Regions from separate parts of the Homo sapiens genome. Here region 1 is linked to region 2. Evidence: read pairs that join two places in POLR2A ChIA-PET (ENCODE). Cell type or tissue: HepG2. All regions are shown on one strand. Each heading gives the region's core, and the rest is flanking DNA. Links, peaks and the distances in the headings are about the cores only. Region 1 holds the start of TWF2 (twinfilin actin binding protein 2). Region 2 has its middle 5.9 kb from the start of MIR135A1.

Evidence for each region. Peaks named below come from ENCODE experiments on the same cell type or tissue, not always from the same donor. Only the 100,000 strongest peaks of a DNase experiment are listed, where the experiment ranks them.
Region 1: POLR2A ChIA-PET joins it to region 2 with 15 read pairs; 19 of 35 experiments call an interaction of 5 or more read pairs at or near these places.

Annotation. Positions count from the first base shown.
Region 1 is chr3:52,237,225-52,240,121 of GRCh38, reverse strand. TWF2 (twinfilin actin binding protein 2) reads left to right here and starts at 964. Exons shown (of 9, transcript NM_007284.4): 1 at 964-1,130. The coding sequence starts at 1,106. It overlaps TWF2-DT (TWF2 divergent transcript), which reads right to left and starts at 884. Exons shown (of 2, transcript NR_135307.1): 1 at 687-884. RefSeq lists enhancers at 332-381, 2,289-2,831, 2,832-2,897 and a silencer at 802-1,321. In HepG2, for the core only: CTCF peaks have their summits at 514 and 2,001; DNase peaks (open chromatin) are centred at 501, 961 and 1,771; H3K4me3 peaks cover 2,500 bases.
Region 2 is chr3:52,298,753-52,301,649 of GRCh38, reverse strand. No RefSeq gene overlaps it. Among named protein-coding and RNA genes, the nearest start is that of MIR135A1, 5.9 kb to the right of the region's middle. RefSeq lists enhancers at 959-1,828, 1,829-2,699. In HepG2, for the core only: a CTCF peak has its summit at 1,566; a DNase peak (open chromatin) is centred at 1,419.

The sequences.
Region 1 (2,897 bases), core at 267-2,766, 62 kb after region 2:
TGGCCCTCTTTCAACCTCTGGGCCTTTGCACATGCAGTGCCCTCTTCTCAGAAAACCTTTCTGGCTGGGACTAGTAAGTGGCTCACGCCTGTAATTCCAACGCTTTGGGAGTCCGAGGCGGGCAGATCACCTGAGGTCGGGAGTTCGAGATCAGACTGACCAACATAGAGAAACCCCGTCTCTACTAAAAATACAAAATTAGCCAGGCATGGTGGTGCATGCCTGTAATCCTAACCACTCGGGAGGCTGAGGCAGGAGTGAACCCGGGAGGCGGAGGTTGCAGTGAGCCGAGATCGCGCCAGTGCACTTCAGCCTGGGCAACAAGAGGGAAACTCCATCTCAAAAAAAAAAAAAAAGAAAAAGAAAAAGAAAGAAAACTTTTCCCTCCACTCTGCTGGGCTGTTTCATTCTCCCCTCTAGGTTTCCAATCTTCGCCTTCTCCTGGCAGCCCCTCACATTGTCTCGGCGGGCTCTCACCACCATACACTCCATCTAGTGGGTGAAGGCGGGCCTAGGCCCGTGAGGGCAAAGCCTAGCGGCCATGATCACCCCGAGGTGCCCAGGACCCCACGGGAGGCGCTCAAGAAACGGCCCCTGGGGAAGAGCTGGCGCGCCCACCCACAAGCAGACCCCTTCCTGGGTGCAAACCCGTGTACGCTGGGACCCACTCCTATTCGGAGACCCACCTGGCTTGGGGCGCACAGATCGGGCGCGCGCGCACGATCCGCCCCACCCACAGACCACCGTGATCAGGGCGCACAGACACACACGCGCGTCCTCCCACGCACGCTCGGTCACACGCAGGCCCCCCTCTCCTGCCACAGAGGAACGCGCTGGCGTGCGCACGGCGGATCAATCATCATCCTTAGACCCACCCGGACCGAGGCGCAGGCTGCGCGCACGCGCGGCCCCGAGTCCCCGCCTCCCTGCCGCGCCTGTCGGGGGCGGGGCGCCGCTGGGGGCGGGTCCTGCGGCACCGCCCGGGAAGCTGCGCGAGGGTCGACAGCCTCCGCCACATCCTCCACCTCTCTTGGTCCAGCGAGCGTTGCCGGGCCAGGGTCAAGCGGAGGGCTCCGACGGCGCGGACGGAGCGAAGCGCCGAGCCATGGCGCACCAAACGGGCATCCACGGTGAGGGCGGATGGCGGGCGGGCAGGGGGCCTCGGTCTGGGCTCTCGGAAGCGCCCCCCCCCGGCTCTCGGCCCCTCCCTCCACCCCACACCAGCCGGGAGAAAGCTTCCTGTTCTCTTTTGCAGCCGCGGGTCGCCTGGGGTGGGCACATCTGGGGGAGTACGGACGTGGTGTGCATAGCTGGGAGTGGGTGTATGTGTACGTACACAACTGGGGTGGAAGTATCTGTGTGCCTACCTGGAGATGAATGTGGCTGTGTGTGCCCATCTGTATATTTTTGTTCCTTTCCGGGAGTGGGTGTACACGCATGTGCACACGTCTTCCGTGTACAGTCCTGCCTGTGCACCTCTGGATGTGACTCGCTTGTGTACATCTAGGGTCATTCATGCACTGGCACTAGTGACTGTTTGAATGGACACTGTAGGTCGCATAGGACCCTCTTTAGACATCAGTGTTTCATGGCAGTGTGCACATGTATGTGGGTGTCTGTGTGTGTGCACAGTTGGAGCGCGTCTCAGTGTGCATTTTTGCCAAGGATGCATATACCGCATGTGTCTGACTTGAATGGGCTTGTTTATGTGTGTTAGGAGAAGGCCCTGACCTTTGCTCCTCCCAGGACACTCACTCTCCCCAGGCTAGGGAAAACCCGGAACAGAGACTTCTACGTGGGATGGAGAAAGCTGCCTATCTGACCTTGACCTCTGACCTCCCTCCCATTTTCCACTGTGACTTTCTGAGTCTGCCTCAGTCTGGTTGGAAGATCCCAGCTCCAGGCTGCAGACAGAGAAGAGGTCCAGATATGGGGTTTTGTGGGGAGAGTCCTGGCCCTAAAGAATCCAGGCCAGCTCCCACCCCCAGCCCCCAGCCCTAGGAAGCTTCACCATTCCCGCATCACACCCTCCCCTCCCCTAGGGGTCCCAGTTTCCTTCTTGGACAGGCTGTGAGAGAAGCAATGGCTGGGAGCCAGGTGCCCTGACTCTACCTGGGGCTCAGTGTCCTCCTCTGTCACTGGCCTGAGAGAGCTGCCTGGCCTGTGGGGAAGGCCCGGGCTGTTTGCCCAGACAGCCTGGCGGGTTTGGCCATCAGCCACCCCTCCCACCACACTAGGATCCCCTGCCTGGGGCTGCCACCATCGACCTGCCTGACCACCTGAATCCTGGTGCGGTTGTGGCCACTTGGTGGCTGGGCTGCCCTGAGAAGGTTTCCCTGGCCCCGCGAAGGCAGGGGCCTGGGTCAGGGCCAGGGCTCCCAGATGGGCCAGCCTTTCTCCAGGAGGAGCTGGCGGGCAGGCTTCATGACTCAGCCCCACAGGAGGGAACTGCCTCCTGGCCAGCTTCTTCCTTCCCCTTTGTCTGGTCATAGCTGCTGCCTCCCAGCCTCCAGCCCTGGTGGAGGAGATCCCAGGAAGTTAGCCACCCCATACCCCTTCCCTGCTGCCTCACTCCCTCCTTTCCCATAGTGAGACAGGCCCACCGAGGGGGTCACTGGGGACTGGGCTGCCCCTAGCCCTCCTTCCACCTGTGAGCAGCCCACTTCTTCCCATTTCTGGCCTGGGAAGTTGGCAGCAGAGATCACCCTGGAGGACCAGGTGCCAGCCCTGTCCTGACCATAGGTGTGGATCTGCTGACCGCAGAGTAGGCAGGAAAGGGACCTGTAATGTGAGGCTCACTTGAGTCGGAGGGAGGGTGTTCATGAATCATTGATAATAGAGGCTCAGGTGTCCCAGGCCTGGCCTCTGGATTATTGATGGTGGCTGGGCAGGCATTG
Region 2 (2,897 bases), core at 173-2,672:
TGATCCGCCTGCCTCGGCCTCCCAAAGTGCTGGGATTACAGGCGTGAGCCACTGCGCCCGGCCAATACCAAAATTCTTAACCATGACCTTTGGGTGGGAGTTGGGAGGAATGAGAACAGCCATCTGAAGGAGGGTCTCCGGATGGGACTCCAACCTACTTGGGGGTACTGGGGGTGCAGAAAGAACGCAGCCCTGTGTCAGGGACCGGTATGGAAGCCTCAGTAGGGCTGGAGCCCCATCATGCCCCTTCCGAGCAGATCAGCACAGACCAGCTGGTCAGGTGGACTCCATCCCTGCCCTGTCCTCACGGAGCTGTAGGGAGAGTCCCAAAGGCAGGTGGTGGGGCTGGGGCCTCCAACAGCTGGGTCCTCTCATATCACTTAGGGCCCAACAGCACACAGTCTCCCAAGTGTGCCAGGTGCCACAGCACGGCCATCCCGCTCTCCCAGCTCCACCCCGCCTGCCTGCCTGCCACCATCTCCACAAACATATGCTGCAGCTCCACACCCGGGAAACACCACATGCTCGCTTTGGTGGGCAATGGCTCCCTCCCCGCTTGCTCACTTGCTTCCCAGGACCCCAGGCCCAGCACAGCCCCCTACCCCACCTCAAGCCCTGGGCTGGCCCAATTCCTAAGGTGGCCTTGGTCAGTCCCCAGATCTCAAGCTCCCAGTAGGTGACATCTGCTCATTCCTTGCCTGTCCCAGGCCTTCATTCATTCCACATAATGTGGTCTGGGATCCCGTGGGCTGGCTCCAGAGACAGAGACAGATAGGAAGCAATCCTTTCAAATGTCTGCAACTTACTCAAATGAGTAAGAAAGAAAATATGTATGTCTATACACACACACACACACACACACACACACACACACACACACACACAGAGCAAACGGAGCACAATATTCACAGTAGTTGAACATATCCCCAAAAGAGCACGTGTGTCTTTTGTACTATCACTATTCTGGCAACTTTTCTGTAAGTTTGAAATCATTTATAAATAAAAAATAAAGAAGAATAAGGAAAGAAAGAAGGAAGGAAGGTCCTTTCCCTTCTCCGAGCTCTAGGCTATAAGAAGAGACAGCTGGACAAGTGGCAGCCAAGTCACTGTACCCCTGCTGGGTGGGGCCAGGAGGGATTCCCTGAGGTGGTGATAACGGCTTGGGGAGGCAGGGTCTAAGGGGCACACACCTCTGACCCTTGTATGGAGGGTGGCACTCAGGGGCTGACTCTCTGGGAGTCTCCCTGTCACAGCTTTAGGCAAGCCCTCGCTCCCTCCCCTTCTCCTACTCTCCAAATAACGTGCTCTGGGAGTCTGAGATAAGAAAGGGAACTTCCCTTGGTCACAAGGTGTGGGAGGGTGGCTGGAACTTCTGTGCCTTTGAGTGTAAGAGGAGGCTGAACTGGCCCGGGGGCTGTGCCTGGTGGGGTGAGAGGGTTGGGACGGCCCTGCTCAAGGCCATCCTGTCCTCCCTCCCAGTGAACGAACGCTCACACAGACTCACCGAGCTGACTTCCCCAGGCAGTGCCCTTGCCTGTCACAGCAGCACTTGGCAGCAGGAGGGCAGCAGCAGGGAAGTGGCTCATTATTTCATCCTTCATTAGCTCGGCATTAGGCAGCCTGAGAATTGTGGGGTGTGGAGTGGGAGCCTCTGGTTCGGCGGTCTTGCAGCTCCGTGCCCACCCCTTGCAGCCTCCTTCCCCCCACCCGCTCTCTCTCCCCTGCTTCCCTACCTCTTTGATCCCCACTTCTCTCCTCCCTCCCTGTGCTCCCTACCCTGCCCTCCTCCCTGGGATGGAGGCAGGGCACACACTCTCCCTAAGAGGGGGCTTCCCCTACCCAGTTCTCAGTCACAGGATAGGCCCCATCAACCATCCCCTTCCCGAAAAGACAGTGACACCAGCATCCTCATGTGTGGTCAATCATGGTGTGTGTCCCGGTTGTTCTGAGCCCTCAAAGAATGACTGGGACCCCTGCCTGGCCTCACAGCCCATGTCCTCTCCTCTCCACCTCAGGCCGCCACTTCAGAGCCTGGACCGCCCCAGAGTGTATCTGCCCCCCACCCCCACTCCAGGAAGCTCTGGCTGGGATGCTCAGGGCTGGGGCACCCAGGGGTCAGCAGAAGCCGATTCCTCCATTCAGATGCCGTTGTTTCTTTTCACGTCTTTGTTGCCTTGCCACTGGCCGCAGTCCTCCCAGCCAGCCCACCAGCCCAGCCCCTTACCCAACGGCTGGCAGGTTCCCCTCCCTGCCAGTCCCCTTCATGCATGGCCTTCTGCCATTCAAGTCCTACTGGTCTCCCCTGAGTCCAGAGCCTGGCATGGGACGGGGTGGGGCCCCTCTGCCCAGCTCAGCCATCAGCCACCAGCCCCCTGCAACCTGCCTTTCACCCTGCTCCTCTCCTGCCCACGCCCCTCACTTGCCCTCTACCTCCTCACCCTGTCCCTGCTCTCCCGCCCCTCTAACAGTCTCCCCACTCTCAGTCTGGCCCCTCACCTCCCCTGCCCCCTCCCCATTTCCTCTCCCCTCCTCTACTGGCCCTTTAGTCCCTGGGTGTCAGGCTTTATCTCTCGGTGGGCGGCAGGCTCGTTGTTCTCCCCTCCCCTCTCCTCTTCTCTCTCATCCTCTCCCTTCTCTTCCCCCTCCAGCCTCCACTCCTTCGCCCGCTCACTCACCCTCTCCCTCTCCCGCTGCCCCCCCTTTCTCCCCCACCTCTTTGTTTCAGCTGAGAACCAGCTCCTCGGGACAGTTCCCACACTGCAGTGCCTCTGGTGAGGAGACAGCGCCACTGAGGTGAGCCTTGGGGATCTGGGGACACAGGCATGGGGTGGCCGGAGCCCTGGGGGGCAGGCAGATGGGGAGAATGCTTCTCTGCCCCAGGCAGTGGGGAGCAGCAG